Regions from separate parts of the Homo sapiens genome. Here region 2 is linked to region 1. Evidence: chromatin loops called from intact Hi-C (ENCODE). Cell type or tissue: Caco-2. All regions are shown on one strand.

Region 1 (8,000 bases):
AGGTATTTATGCTCTGAGACCCAGAGATGTTGTTCCGTGTATGATGACCCTAATGGCTGGCAAGCCAAGATGCTGTTTGGAGGAGGACATAAATTAGACCTGGAATTTTCAGGATAAACATCTTCAAGATTTATTCCTGCAGCCACTCCCATGAGCACTGGTTTCAGAGTAATCACAAGGCTTCTAGGAAAAAAGGCTTCTGCACATTTTTTCTGGAGCCAAGGTGCTGGGAAAAGGTCACAGGCCCATCCTCAAAGCTCACCAGAGAGAAAGGTCCCTCCTGAATGGCAGGAGCTCTCGCCCTGGGTGGGAGACTGCTCTGAGAATGCAGCAGTTAGGAGGCCTCCAAGCTTGGAGTTTTCCCTTGGTCAAGTCCTTAGCAAAGGCTTTTTTACATTCCGCCAACTTCTGCTTCAAGAATTAGCTTTAACCATGTCCAGGGTAGCACAAAGTGCTTGGGTTTTGTAAGCTAGAGGTAGGTTTGGGAGCCAGCAGGAGGATACAGAACACATTTCCTCTTTTGTAGAGACAGGGTTTCCCCATGTTGCTCAGGCTGTTGTTGAACTCCTGGGCTCAAGCAATCCATCGGCCTTGGCCTCCCAAAGTGTTGGGATTACAGGCATGAGTCACCGTGCCAGGTGGGAATCATTATTTAACAATGGCAGCCTGAGGCTCAGGACACCAAAGTAAGTTGACCAAGACCACAATGCTAAGCAGAGGAAGAACCAGGATTTGAACTCAGATCTGCCTGACTGTTACGCTCTTGGTTTTTCATTGTTCTATGCCGCCTGCCTCTTGAACACAACCGATCACACTGAGGTGCAATTCTGCCTCTCCAGGGCTGCCTCTGTGGCAGGGCTCAGGCCTGGGCCTGGAAGGAGCCAGCACTAGGATCTGGGTGCCAGATGCCCATAGCCAGAGCCAACTGGGAAGATGCTGAGTGACACTCATGCAGCCAGTCTGTTACTGGAAACAGGTCCTGATCCAGAAGCCAAGAGAGGGTTCTTGGTCTTGCTCGAGAAGAATTTTAGTTGAATCCATAAAGTGAAAGCAAGTTTATTAAGAAAGCAAAGGAATAAAGAATGGGTACTCCATAGGCACAGCAGCCCTGAGGGCTGATGGCTGTCCACTTTTATGGTCATTTCCTGATTATATGCTAAACAAGGGATGGATTATTCATGAGTTTTCCAGGGGGTGGGCAGTTCCCAGAGCTGAGGATTCCTTCCCTTTTTAGACCATATAGGGTAACTTCCTGACGTTGCCAAGGCATTTGTAAACTGTCCTGGTGCTGGGGGGGGGAGTGTCTTTTAGCATGCTAATGCATTATAACTAGCATATAATGAGCCATAAGGATGACCAAAGGTCACTTTCATCACCATCTTGGTTTTGGAGGGATTTGGCTGGCTTCTTTACTGCCACCTGTTTTATCAGCAAGGTCTTTATGATCGGTTTGTTGTGCTGACTTCCTGTCTCATCCCGTGACTTAGAATGCCTAACCTCGTCACCGGGGTGTGGTGGCTCACGCCTGTAATCCCAGCACTTTGGGAGGCCGAGGCGGGCGGATCACAAGGTCAGGAGATCGAGACCATCCTGCCTAACATGATGAAACCCCATCTCTACTAAAAATACAAAAAATTAGCCAGGCGTGGTGGCACATGCCTGTAATCCCAGCTACTCGGGAGGCTGAGGCAGGAGAATGGTGTGAACCTGGGAGGCGGAGCTTGCAGTGAGCCGAGACTGCGCCACTGCACTCCAGCCTGGGTGACCCAGCGAGACTCTGTCTCAAAAAAAAAAAAAAAAAAAAAAAAAATGCCTAACCTCCTGGGAATGCGGCCCAGCAGGTCTCAGCCTTATTTTACCCAGCCTCTATTCAAGATGGAGTTGCTCTGGTTCCAACACCTCTGACCAAATCCAGCCTCATTCATTCATTCATCAACAAATGTTCATTGAGTGCCTGCAATGAGCCAGGTGCTGTTGTGGGCACCGGGAAAACAGTGGAGAAAAAGTACAATTGTCGCAGCCCTCATGAAGCTTGTATCCTACTGGGCAGAGCCAGACCACAAAAATACAACAGGAACCATGTCAGCTGGCTGGTCATGAGTTCTATGAAGGAAAGTAAAATGGGGGAGGGTGACAGGTAAGGGGCGGGGTCACCGTTGCCCATAAGCTGGTCAGGAAAGGCCTTTCTGCTCAGAGACTTAGAGGAAGCTAGAAATAGTGGGGAAGGGAGAACGGCCTTCCAAAATCCCAAAGGCGGTGGGAAGAACATCCTGAAGACGGAGCCAAGGCTGCTTCGGAGGAAGGGAGAAGGACGAGCAGAGCGCCCACTGGCGTCGAGGAACGGGAATGCCACAGCTGTGAAGTCCAGAAAACGCTGAGCCCTCCCGCAATGGCTTCCTCACTGAGGGGTGTCTAGGGCCTCGGGAACGAGGCGGAGGATACCAAGCTCCTAAGCCTAGCCGACCCCAGAATTCTGGGAGAGGGAACACATATCCGGGATAAACACACTCCTCAGAAAACACATTGGAACCTCAGAAAGGAGGGTTTTCTGCGATTTTCGGCAGGAGCTGTTTTCTAAGCTAGAAAAGACAGTGAGGTCTCACGTCCTCGAGCTGTGGGCCTGGGGAAGCAGACCAAGTCCTCAATGAGCACAGCTCCCCGCCTTTGAGGCAACGAGGTTGAAAAAGGGCCGCGTGTGAACGTGGGTTAGCGCCGGCACCTCTCTGAGCCTCAACTTGATAGTACTTCCTAGGCTGGACTTTTGTGAGGATTAAATGACTTAACTTGTGGCAAAATTGTCAGGCAAACTGTAAAGTGCTGAAGACATATGAGTCATATTCGTATCTCCCCCCAACGGCTTAACATCCTCAAAATATGTTTTATGTCAACTAGGGCAAAACCTTAGTCAAATTAGTGACTTTAAGGATAAAAATATTGACCTTGAGGACAATAATAAAAATTCACACTAAAAATATCAAAAACAACAAAAGCTTCATCTATGACTTGTCTGTGACTGGCCCATTTACATACATTAGAACTAGTCACAGCAACTCTGTGGGGTAGACATTACCATTTTCACTTTATAGATGGGAAACCCAAGCATCAGAGAGGTTAAATAACCTGTCCAAGGACACACAGCAGGCAAAGATGCCACTGGAAAGATATTTGTTCATTCATTTAAGAAATATCTGCTTGCTACTTTCTCTGTCCTGTTCTCTGAGGTTTCAGAGAGGACCTCCCGCACTATCTATTACCTGCAAATAGGTCACTGTGGTGAAATGAAGTGATGATACAGACATGCAAAATGTACTGCAGAAACAAACTCAGGCCTGGAGGAAAAGAAGGCTCCCTGGAGGAGGTGACGCCGGCACTGAGCTTTGGAAATGAGTGGGAGGCAATTTGGAGAGAGAGGAAGAAAAGGGGCCTTCCAGGGTAAGCGAACAGCTCCAGAAAATACGTCCAATGGAGAACGGCAGCCTAGACCTTCTCAGTCAAACCCCATCTTCTGCCCTCAAGCAGAGCCATTCCTGGTGCCTGGACAGTAGGGAACCCCATGGAAAAACGCGCTCGCTTCTTCTCAGGGCATTGGTTTTGGACAGTGGTTTGAAAGTGTTCTCCCCAAACCAGCAACATCAGCATGACCTGGGAGCTTACTAGAGACACAAATCCTCAGGTTCCACCCGAGACTTGTGGAATGAGAGCCTCTGCAGGAGGGGCCCCGCGATCTGCATTTTAACGAGCCCTGATTCTGATGCGCTGGAAGGGAAGGTCTGAGAACGTCATGTATGGGACTCTGATCAGCCCAATCAGCGAGAATGTTAGAATCTCAGGCCCCACCCCCGACCCACTGAATCAGAATCTGCATTTCACGAGATCCCCAGGAAATCGTATGCATATTAGCATTCGAAAAGCTGGGTGACACCCAAATTCGGAATGACGCCTCCTTGCAGCTGTAAAACTCCAACAGAAACTCTTGGGAAAATCACCCAACCTTTTATTTCTTCTTCTGAGAAAACTCCCAGGTGGGAGGGAAGGAAGCCCTTCAGGCTCAATTAGGGCCGTGAGACCCTTTGATTCTTTCCAATCTCCCGATAAGAATGCGGGGCCAAGGGGCGCTGGGGGCAGCCCTCTCCCAATAAGGGGAAAGTGCTTCCCTCCAGGAGGCAGGAAGCCAAACAGTGCTCTTCTGCCAGCTTGGCCAAGGAACGGCCCCCTCGTGGAGCCTCTGGAATTGGGAAGAAAATTCCTTGCAAATTCCACGGCCATCTCAAACCAGTGCGAAAACGCAAGGGCAGCCCAACGTGGTGCAGCCCAGCTCAAAATGAGTTCAAAACAATTACCAGCCAACATGTGTTTCCTATGAATGGTGCAAGTGTTAAAACGGATTTAATTTTCTTTTGTAAATAAAGAGGCCCATCCAGACCGGCCTGTTTATCTCCCTGGGAGAGATGAAAGTGTTTCATCTGCCAGTAGCCTCTGCCTGCTGCGGAGGTTGGGGGCAGCTCTCTGGACCCCATGTGTTCTCTATCTTGTAATCCAAAGTCATCTTTCCCATGTGGAACTGTTTGAGCACCATGAGGTCTTTTCTCGAAGTCTTACTTTTAGTTATCTAAAATAGTACTCCCTTTTTTTTTCTTAAACATATTAGTGATTCATAAACAGTAAAATTAGTCTGCTAGAAGCTGATGGAGGTATTCATCCTGGTGGCGCCTGCTTTCCTGGGTTAGTAGTTAAAATAAATCATTGCTGTCACAATGGAATTCAGGCCTAAAAATCACCTGTAGGAATCCTCACCATCCCCCCTTTCACCTCCCCCAGGCCTCCAGAGCATCTAGGATCAAAGCTATCTTCCTCACTCCAGCTGAGGGGGGAGAGAAGGGAGGAGAAGGAGGAGGAGGCCCAGAAGGAAAATCCCAGAAGTTATACCAAACCAGGAAATTAATGTCTTTGCTCTATTGTTGAAACTGGAAGCACAAAAGTATGAGGCCAATTTATGATATTAGTGTTTCTAAAGCAAAATATGATTAACCACTTCATTATGTAAAGTTGTTTCCACTTAACCTCTTTGTGCTGGCAACCAGAACTTTTTTTTTTTTTTAACTGCAAATTTAATAAATTCCAACATGCCCAAACTTCCTGACTTCCACTGTCCACCACTGGTTTCTTTGGAAACTTCAATAGCGAGAGATAACTGGCGAGGTCTGCTCTGCCTACCTTCACGGCACATGCCATAATCCAGGATCAGGCAAATAAGCTTTCATCTTCGAAGCACTTAAGTTAATTACATGGAGGCCGGTGGAGGCCCCAGAGCCAGTTCTGCGCACAGCCCTCCCAAAGCCAAACATCATAGGATCCAGATGCAAACCCTTGGCAACTTAAGCCCAACAAATTTCCTTTGTCAAGAAATGCAAACAGCCAAACATTGAAGCGTAGGCTACTTCAGTGAGTTGGCCTCCTTGGGTGCTAGGGCCTGCAGAGCCCAGGCCAGAAACCCAGATCAGAAATGATTCAAATGCGCAAGTGGTCGGGACCTAGCTGGTTCTCAGGAGGACCTTGGGTTGTTCGATTTCATTTTGGACGCGTAACCGACCATGCATGCTTGCCTCCTTTTGACATTTTGACAATTTGAAAGGAACACGTCCCAGAAGCAAGGATGTGAGGGGAATGTGTTGTGGGGGGCAGGGGGAATGCTGTTCCCCCATCCAGTGGAGTTCTCACTGCAGGGTTTCTGCCAAGACTGCTGCAACCTTCCACTCTTTCTGACTCCTTCCTATCTGTCCCATTTACAATCGTCTCTTTTTGTGGACCCCTCTACAGACCCAAGCACCATGTCTGGGGATGTCTGTGTCTGTCCTCTGTTCCCATTGCGCACTGCACAGCCCATGCTCATCATCTGGAATTTTCAGGATAGGGCAACCTCCTGTCCTGGCTGCAAGATCCAGGTTCCATGAAAGGGACATTCATGGCCGTTCTCATCCCTCCTGCCTTGCAGGGTGGCTTGGACTGCGTGGGTGAACCTGCCTGATTCTGGGGTGGCCAGAGGAGGTGCACTGGTGCAGCACTTATCCCACACAGTCACCAGCTTCTAGACAGAGCACAGTGGATACTTTGGTGCTGTCCACCTGACTTCAGTGGATTTAGAGCTCAGGCAGATTCAGAGGAGAGGGGTGTGCTTGGTTAGCATCTTACTGCAGGTTGAATTGTGTCTCCACAAAAGATATGTTCAAATCCTAGCCTGTAGTGCCTGTGAATGTCACCTTACTTGGAAATAGGCCCTTTGCAGATGCAATCAAGGTAAAATGAGGTCACATCAATTAGGATGGGTCCTAATCCCATGACTGGTGTCCTGTTAAGAAGAGGAAGATTTGGACACAGAAACAGACAAAGAAGGAGGCATGTGAAGAAAGAGGCAGAGATGGCAGCCATAAGCCAAGGAAGGCCAAGGATTACAAGCAATCACGGAGGCTGGAAGAGGAGAGAAAGGATCCCCCACCCCCAAGAGCTTCAGAGGGAACATGGACTCAGGACATGTGGATTTCACTTCCAGCTTCCAGAACTAGGGAGGAATCATTTCTGTTGTTTTAAGCCACCCAGTTTGTGGCACTTTGTACAGCAGCCACAGGAAACTAACGTACCTCCTAAAGCCTCAATGATAATCACCTGCTTATGGTTTCCCAAGTGCACTCTGAGCATTGCAGGGGGAGAAAACTATACCCTTTCCTCCCCCATGGCAAGCTTCATAGCAGACACCCCTATAAGAAAAGACATATTAACAAGAGAAAAGTGCGATGCATTGATTCCATCTAAGTTTTATGTGACATGCGAACCTTCAGAAATCAAGACTCAAAGACACAGGAAAACGATGCATTTTTCTGCCTAGGTTTGCTGGAGAGTGGACAGTCGTGTGATTGGAGAGAGGGGGTGTGATCTCAGGGTCCTAAACTGGAGGTGCTCAGCAAGGCCCTGTTTGTTCAGATGCGTCTTGGCAGTTCTGTGTCTTCATTCCTTTCCTCTGGGTACAGGTCAGGACACCTGTCACATGAGGGTCTCTACTTTCAGGGGAGTGGGTCAGAGAATCCTTTCATGCCAGTGGTCATACAGCAAGGCCTGGGAAAGGCAGACAGTGGCCTTCCTGCTTCTGATGTTTTCTCCATTTCCGAGGTGCTATGTCTTGGGGTGACATGTCCTGCACACTGTCAGCAACAGGGGGAGTAGGGACCAGGTTGTCCACAGCTTTGCCTGCTCTCTTTACTGGCACATAGTAGGGCTTCAGTATGAGCAGTGAAGCCTGCACTCGCTCAGCTGGACATATGAGCCCTGCTCACGAGTGTCCGGCTACCTCTTGCATTTCATCACCAGCCCCCAGGCCCCATCCGCTTAGCCTCAGCTACCCTGGGTCTTTGCATGTTCCTGGACTGGGACTGGGATGCCCTGCCAGCCCCCAGCCCTCAGCTAGTCTGTTCTCCCTCCCTGTCGAATCCATCCTGCTTCTACACCTGGCCAGCTCTCACTCAACTGGCAAGACCCAAGTGAAAGGACCCTGCTTCAAGGCTCCAACAGACCTTCCCCAAGCCCCATCCAGCCTGCTTCAGGGCCTCCCTCTGTGTCCCCACAGCCCCTCGCATAGCACCTGTCACACAGTACTGTCATTGTCCATTCACAGGACTCCCTCACAACCACCTGAGGGCAGGGGTCATGCACCACCCACCCCTGGGCCCCCAGCCCTCTGCCAGCCAATGACGCATGGGATGCGTGTTGAGTGAATAAATGCTTAAAATGAATAAATGCTCCATAAATAACTGAGTAAATCTCAACAGTCTCCCCAAATGTGCATCCATATGAATCCCAACTTCACCTCAAAGGTCATATCCCCACATAGGAACAGAAATAGGAGAAAAGGAAACCAGCAAGGCCTTCAGTCCCCTAAAAGAGCAAAGATAAATAAAGGTGAAAATCCCTGTAAATTCTCTATGTTGGGCTCCCTTTAAGCTGGACATGAA
Region 2 (8,000 bases), 62 kb after region 1:
TCACCCAAGCTGGAGTGCAGTGATGCCATCATATCTCACTGCAGCCTCAAACCCCTGGGCTCAAGTGATCCTCCCTCCTTGGCCTCCTGAGTAGCTGGGACTAGTTTTTGTATTTTTTGTAGAGATTGGGTCTTGCTAGCTTGCCCAGGCTGGTCTTGAACTCCTGGCCTCAAGTGATCCTCTCACCTCGGCCTCCCAAAGTGCTGGAATTACAGGTGAGAGCTACCACGCCTGGCTGATAGTATTATTATTATTATTATTATTATTATTATTATTATTATTATTATTATTATTATTATGTCAGCAGGAACATCCCGCACTCAACAAAAAACATAAGAACCTCAGACTTTGGGGGCTAAATGATGAAATGGGCATAAATAGATCTTTTTTTTTTCTAATGCTCTGTAGCCTTTTTATTTTTTAATTTTTTTTATTTTTTAACTTTTATTTTAGGTTCGGAGACACATGTGCAGGTTTGTTACATAGGTAAACTCACGTCACACGGGTTTGTTGTACAGATTATTTCCTCACCCAGGAATTCAGTGCAGTACCCAATAGTAATATTTTCTGCTCCTCTCCCTCCTCCCACCCTCCACCCTTAAGTAGACGGCACAAATAGATCTAATGACAGAGGGAAAAAAAGCCAGGCTAGGTGGAATTTTGAAATAGTAATCTGTATTTTTTCTCGTCTATATTTCTTTTTTTTTTCCCTCATCCCTGCAAAGAACCTCCAGGCGGCATATCCTGAAATGTTTGAATTACTGCTCCTCCTAAAAACCCTGACTCAGGCCTTCCTTCCCGCCCTCCTCCTGAGTTCCAGTGGGTAGCGCCCACGCTGTGCCTCGGGCTGACGTCTGCCCACTTCTCTGGATTCATCTCTTGATTATCTCCCACCTTCGATGCAGGAGCCTGCCACACCTACCACACGCGAGCACACACGCATGCACACACACGCCATGCTGTCGTTAAGCTCAGGGCCTGTGTCGCTTGTCCCCTCTCCTCTTCCTGGCCCCGGCTCCAATTCCCCATAAGGATACCCACCCCTCCAAGAAGCCTTCTCTGCACCCCCTAGACTATGTGGGAGGGGTGCCCCTCCTCTGTGCCTCCGCAGTCCCTGGGCTGACCCCAGTAGCATTGAACTCACCTCCCTGTGCTGTGACTCTGATGCTGCTGTATGGGACAGCGGTTAAGAACAGAAACTCTGCAACCGACGGCTTGGATTTGAACCCTGACTGTCTACTTGCTGGCTGCATAATAGTGGGCAAATTTCTTTGACCTCTGTGCCCCATCTGGAAATGGGGATACAGACAGTGGGCCTCCCTTGCCGGAACCCTGTTAGGATGATATGGGTTAATGTGCATAAAACACCAGCAGGGTGCCCAGCATGTGCCCATTGAAGAGCTCATTAGTGTTTACAAAACAGGACCCCCCACTCATTTTGGGGTTGGGGGTAACTTTATATACCCACTGCCTAGCACGGTGATTGGGACGTGGTAGGCACTTGAAAAATATTTGTTGAGCTGAATTACTCCCACAAAATGAAAACAGAGCTTGGCTCACAAAGACAGCCATCACTCACATTACATATTAAGCGATTTTTCCAGAGTGCATCATGCCAAATATTGTACATTCTTTGTTATAGCGAGGGCGGTGATATTCATTAAAGGGTAGCGCAGTTTCATTAGAAACACTTATTTTCGGAATTTTATAGCTCAGCCACAAAAATTCACTCCGGGCAAAACGCTAACTTTCGCCTGGAAGTAAATGGGTTTATTTTATAAATTTTTATGTATTTTCCACGCATAAACAACTCGCCAGAAAACCATTCTTTAATGGAAGGGTTGCAAGAGGAAAACCTAATATTCTGGTGTATGAGACATAAAGACTCAAAAGGTGTGGTGGGGGTGGGGACTCGGGGGATGCCTGGTCAGGAGGTGACTTTCCCCGGGGAGTTCCATATCAGCTTCCTGAGCCCTTTCGAAGGTCTCAACCATGCATCCACCAATATTTTTGAGGATGTCATTGGGCCAGTTGCTGTTTTAAGTGTTTTCTGTGTATTAACTAATTCCCCAAATTACATCTCCTCCTAAAGAATGTTACTAGGGGGTTAAGCAAGTGTCCCCCCAAAATCTATGTCCACTCAGACCTCAGAATGTGGCCTTATTTGGAAACAACATCTTAGTAGATGTATTCGAGGTAAAATGAAGTCACATTAGATTAGGTTAGGCCCTAAAGCCAATGACTAATGTCTTTATCAGAAAAAAAAAAAAGCCAGGCGCGGTGGCTCACACCTGCAATACTAGCACTTTGGGAGGCCAAGGCGGGGTGGATCAACTGAGGCCAGGAGTTCGAGACCAGCCTGACCAACATGACTAAACCCCGTTTCTACTAAAAATACAAAAAATAAGCTGGATGTGTTGGCCCGCACCTGTAACCCCAGCTACTCGGGAGGCTAAGGTGGGAGAACAGCTTGAACCCGGCAGGCAGAGGTTGCAGTGAGCCAAGATCGAGCCACTGTACACCAGCCTGGGCGACAGAGCAAGACTTCATCCCAAAAAAAAAAAAAAAAAAAAAAAAAAAAATGTGATTTGGACACTGAGAAGCACAGAGGGAAGAAGGCCATGTGACACCACAGGCAGAAATCAGAGTGACTCAGCTACAAGCCAAAGGGCGCCACGGATGCCGGCAACCCACGGGAGCTGGAAGAGGCTGGGGAGGATTTGTCCCTGGAGGTTTCAGGGGGAGCACGGCTCTGCTGACACCTTGATTCTGGGTTTCTGTCTTTGGAACTGTGAGAGGATAAATCGCCATTGTTTTAAGACCCCCGGATTGTTGTCATTGGTTGCAGCAGCCACAGGAAACTAATTCAATGGGGAAACGGAGGCAAACCAAGCTCAGATAACCCCCCTCTCATCCCCCATTTATTCAGCTAGTCGTTGTGGTTGAACTTTAAACACAGCAGTGCTCCAGGGTCCAGAGACTCCCTTCTCCCCACTTGCCCATTGGAGATAGACTCCCTTCTCCCCACTTGCCCATTGGAGATAGAACACAAGCAAATGCTAGAGCCTACCCAACAGGAAACAACATGCTTCCATACGGCTTCCTCTTTGATTGTCCTTGATGAAGGAAAGATCACCAAACAACACATACACACACACACCCCACTTGAGAACTTTGAACTCATAATCCAGGACTTTCTAACCAGCTAATCGCCATCTCTCATTCATTTCTATAGCATATTGTCACTCTGATCACAGCAAAAACACAGATGCTTCCATTTCATATCTAGGAAAACAAAGTCATAAGGAAAAGCAATTTAACACTGACTGGTTTCAGGCTGAAACTCCTCAGCCAGATACGTGTCTATCCTCCCCACCTGCACACTCTAACTAAAAACCCAACAGCAGGGGAGTGTGAAAGAAAGGAGGCACCGGCAACAATGAACTACGCAGCAATTTGAAATGTTGATATTGCCAGGCATGGCAGCACTTTGGTAGGCTGTGGTGGAAACTTAAAATGTTGATATTGCTGGACGTGGTAGCACTTTAGGAGGCTGAGGTGGGAGGATTGCCTGAGTTCAGGAGTTCAAGACCAGCCTGGGCAACATAGTAAGATCTTGTCTCTACAAAAAGTAAAAAAATTCATTGAGCATGGTGGCGCTCACCTGTGGTCCCAGCTACTTGGGAGGCTAAGGCGGGAGGATTGCTTGAGCCCAGGAGTTTGAGATCGCAGTGAGCCATGACCGCACCTGCACTGCAGCCTGGGTGACAAAGCGAGACTCTCTCTCAAAAATAAATAAATAAATAAAATGATGTCAGTTCATAATTATGGACATGGAATGATGTGCACAATATGTCATAATGTGAAAAGGCAGCTCACAAGATGGTATGTGCAGTACACACGGTTCTTAATGTCAAAACAGGCAAAGAAGGCATCTATGGGTATGGATGAGCACACAGGAGGAATTGGAAAACAGCCGATGCGGTGTTCACGCTAGGAAGTTCATGTTAGGCAGCAAGACAGTAAGGAGCATTTTTACCCCTTTATGATTATGGTCTGTGTCAACCAAAACAGTCAAACTCTCTAAAATATTTGAAAAGGTTTATTCTGAGCCAAATATGAGTGACCATGGCCCACGACACAGCTTTCAGGAGGCCCCGAGAGCATGTGCCCAAGGTGGCCAGGGTACAGCTTGGTTTTATCCATTTTAGAGAGGCATGAGACATCAATCAAATACATTGAAGAAATACATTGGTTTGGTCCAGAAAGGCAGAACAACTCAAAGCAGGAGCTTCCAGGCTATTGGTGAATTTAAACATTTTCTGGTTGACAATTGATTGAGTTTGTCTAAAGACCTGAGATTGACAGGAAGGGAATGTTCAGGTTAAGATAAACATTACGGAGACCAAAGTTCTTTGAAGTCTTATAGTGGCTGCCCTTAGAGACAATAGATGACAAATGTTTCCTATTCAGATCTTAGTTAGTCTCTTCAGGATTGGGAGGGTCTGGAAGAAAAAGTTCTAGCTGTGTTAACAGAGATTCTTTACAGATGCAAATTTTCCCCCATAAAGAACAGCTTTGCAGGGCCATTTCAAAATATGGCAAAGAAACATGTTTTGGAGTAAAATATTTTGATTCCTTGTCTTGTAATGATACACCAGTCAGGATGGAAAGTAAGTCACCATATATAGGGTTAAATAAAACCCATCTGATGAGAATTTATGATTTGTAGGGCATGACTCCCCAGACCCCTTAGATAGGAATTTGGGCAAGATTAAAGAAAAAAAGTTTAGTTCTCATCTGCATTGCTCCCAGTGAATACATATTTATTTTGTAATAAGAAAAAAATAGCAAAGCTTACATTCTGGGAGGGACTGGAGGCCTGCAGATCCCAGTGCATTTGTGTGTGACTTCTCCTTCTGCAAGATGGGCACCATAAACCTCCCCAGGTCACGGGGTTTTGCTCAGCAGTGCCCCCCTGCAAGAAAACTTCTCTTATGACCCTCAAGGACCCAAATGGGTTCTGATTTCAGCTCCCCTCTGCAGTCATTCAAAGTTAGCAGGCCTTTCCTATCTCAAATACAAATGATTCCTCAAAGTTAATCTGAACCTCCTGCCCTGATAAGCAACTGTGAAATAAAAAAATAAAAAAAGGTCTACTAAAATCCAGCCAAGCCAGACACTAGGGATCCAGCATCTATAGGTAAGGGGGAAAGGCCCCTGACAGGGGAATCTTGCCAAACTGCTGGAGTGTTCCAGAAAGAGAAATGGCATCAGGCAATCACCCTTGAGGGGCAAAAAGGCCCAGTGGATGCTTATGCAAGAAGGAGGCTGTGCTAATTTTCTAGGGCTGCCGCAAGGAATGACAACTGATATCTCATCCTGAATCCCCACGTGTTGTGGGAGGGACCCGGTGGGAGGTGACTGAATATGAGGGCAGGTCTTTCCTGTACTGTTCTCGTGATAGGAAGTCTCAGGAGATCTGACGGCTCTATAAGGGGGAGTTTCCCTGCACAAGCTCTCTTTTTGCCTGCTGCCACCCATGTAAGATATGACTTGCTCCTCTTTGCCTTCTGCCATGATTATGAGGCCTCTGCAGCCATGTGGAACTGTAAGTCCATTAAACCCTTTCTTCTGTATAAATTACCCAGTCTCTGGTATGTCTTTATCAGCAGCATGAAAACGGAATAATGCAACAACCAACTAGGGGACTTAAAACAACAGACATTTATTTTCTCACAGTTCAGGAGGCCAGAAGGCTGAGGTCAGGGTGTCGGTGGGGCCACACTCCCTCCAGAGGCTCCGGGGGAGGATCCTTCCTGGCCTCTTCCAGCTCCCAGAGGTTCCTGGCATTCCCTGGCTGTGGCTGCATCACTCCACTCGGCCTCTGCCTTCATGCCATTGTCTTCTCTGTATGTGTATCTGTGTCCCCTTCTGATAAGGACATCATCACTAAGCCAGGATGACCTCATCTTAATTACATCTGCCAAGACTTTACTTCCAAATAAGGCCATATTCTGAGGTTCTGGGTGGACATGAAGTTTTTAGGGTACATGGTCCAACCCAGAGACAGATCCAAGTTTCTGGGACTATAACTACTCTCAACTCGCCCTGAGATTGTCCATCCCAAATCCCACATCCTAACAGTATCAGGTATCTGATACAATTGCCCCTTTGAGTAACTGGTCATTGGGTCAATAGTCAATAACTGTGTATTGAGCATGGCCAAAGAACAACCCAGACGCATTCAGATTAGACTGCTGCATGCCCATCCACTCGCTCTGATGGTTTACTTTATGTGTCAGCTTGACTGGGCCAGGGGATGCCCAGATGTTTGGTTAACTATTATTTCTGGGTGTGCCTGTGAGGGCATTTCAGGTGAGGTTTGCATTTGAGTCCGTAGGCTGAGGAAAGAACATTGCCCACCCCAGTGTGGATGGTCTCATCCGGCCAGTTCAGGGCCTGAACAGAACAGAAGGCTGAGTCAGAAATAATTCTTTGTCTCTGTCTAAATGCCTTTGAGCCAGTCTTCTCTGACCTTCAGACTCAGACTTGGACTGGAACTTACACCATTGACTCTCCTGGTTCTCAGGCCTGTAGACTCAGATTGGAACTCTACATTGGGTTTCCTGGGTCAGGACTTTTCAGCCTCCATAATCATCAAATTAGCCAATTTCTTATTTTGTGTGTGTGTGTGTAATGTTATATATTATATATATAGGATATATATAATATATAATAGCTTTATGGGATATATAACATATACTAGGATGTAGACGACATGTTATATGTCTTATGTTATATGTCGTATATATCCTATTGAAGAATCCTGACAATACACTCACACATAAGGGAGATAGCCATACACTATTGTCAGGAAACAAAGGCAGAAAATAACCCAAAACCCCCACAAAACCCCAAACAACAAAGAGAAAAAAACCCAGGGTCTAAAAGAGAGAAAAGAGATGAGGGGAACCTTACAGACAATCTGGGAACAGTGAGCTTCGTTTATCTTGTTTATACAGCTTTGTAGCAAACTGATCAGCTGGCTTCTAACAGAGAAGTCGGCCTGGGCAATTGGAGCCTAAGCGGACAGACGAGGGATATTCAGAAAACCATTTCAGCTGCTTTTCAAATCTCCAGAAAAGCCTGGGGGTTTGGCTATGAAGCACAGGTGACAGGCTGTACTGCCTGGGCCTCCTGCTCCCCGACCTTCTGTCGGGGCCAGGGGAGCAGCCCTCCTCTTGAGCGAATTTGCAGCCCCTACCACGTGCCAGGAGCTAAGAACACGGCAGCAGCAGCCCAGCCCTGGACCTCGCGCGTTCACCTTCTAGTGCCTTGATGACTTTCACCTCAATCTGGGAAAGAACCGAGTCTTGCCCCAAGCTGGACAGCATAAGGTAGCAAAGTGGACAGCAGCAGCAGCCCTGAGCTTCTCTTTTCCTTCTACAACTTCTCTGGGGTGCGTGGCGGACACAGCCTGATCTTGAGCACCAGACTGAGCTCGCTGTGAGCTGCAGTCACAGAAGGGGTCCCCAGGAGGCAGACTCTGGTGGAGTTCAGCATGCACAGGGAACCAACTCTTCCCAGTAGACCCAGGACATTCCCAGTTTTGGTGCTGAAAGTTCTCGGTCCCGAGAAAGCTGTCAGTCCAACCCACACCTACATATGCATGAGCAGGATGCTTATTTCGGAGACAGAAGATGGAATCAGGATTGGACAGAGAGAGAAGCTGAACTGCAGTGTAGGTCCAGCCATGGCCTTGGATGATCCTGGGGCTGCTTCTGGAGCTGGGACAGCTCTTCAGCATTGTCCTGCTTTGGGCCATGCTGGCAGAGCCGGGACACCCCTACCTTGATCTGCCAGATGCAGGCCACCATGGAAAGGGGCTGGGGAGAGACCTGGGCAGCTGATCCATGTCCATCCTGTTCTTACAAATGAGCTGTGGATCTTGGGCAGGTCACCCAACCTCTCTGAGCCTAGTTTCCTTAAATGAACAC

What was found. Peaks named below come from ENCODE experiments on the same cell type or tissue, not always from the same donor. Only the 100,000 strongest peaks of a DNase experiment are listed, where the experiment ranks them.
Region 2: it touches region 1 in a loop (5-fold over the local background); 2 of 110 quality-filtered maps call a loop at or near these places.

What each region holds. Positions count from the first base shown.
Region 1 is chr4:4,663,688-4,671,687 of GRCh38, reverse strand. All of the region lies in intron 5 of LOC124900165, which reads right to left. The region is part of intron 4 of STX18-AS1 (STX18 antisense RNA 1 (head to head)); the gene reads right to left. It overlaps SNORD162 (small nucleolar RNA, C/D box 162), which reads right to left and starts at 7,362; the gene lies at 7,265-7,362. RefSeq lists enhancers at 316-909, 4,479-5,074, 5,977-6,477 and a silencer at 2,319-2,418. In Caco-2, no CTCF peak of the experiment used is centred here; DNase peaks (open chromatin) are centred at 3,797, 4,237, 4,807 and 5,267.
Region 2 is chr4:4,601,198-4,609,197 of GRCh38, reverse strand. All of the region lies in intron 2 of LOC124900165, which reads right to left. All of the region lies in intron 2 of STX18-AS1 (STX18 antisense RNA 1 (head to head)), which reads right to left. Among named protein-coding and RNA genes, the nearest start is that of LINC03091, 29 kb to the right of the region's middle. In Caco-2, no CTCF peak of the experiment used is centred here; no DNase peak of the experiment used is centred here.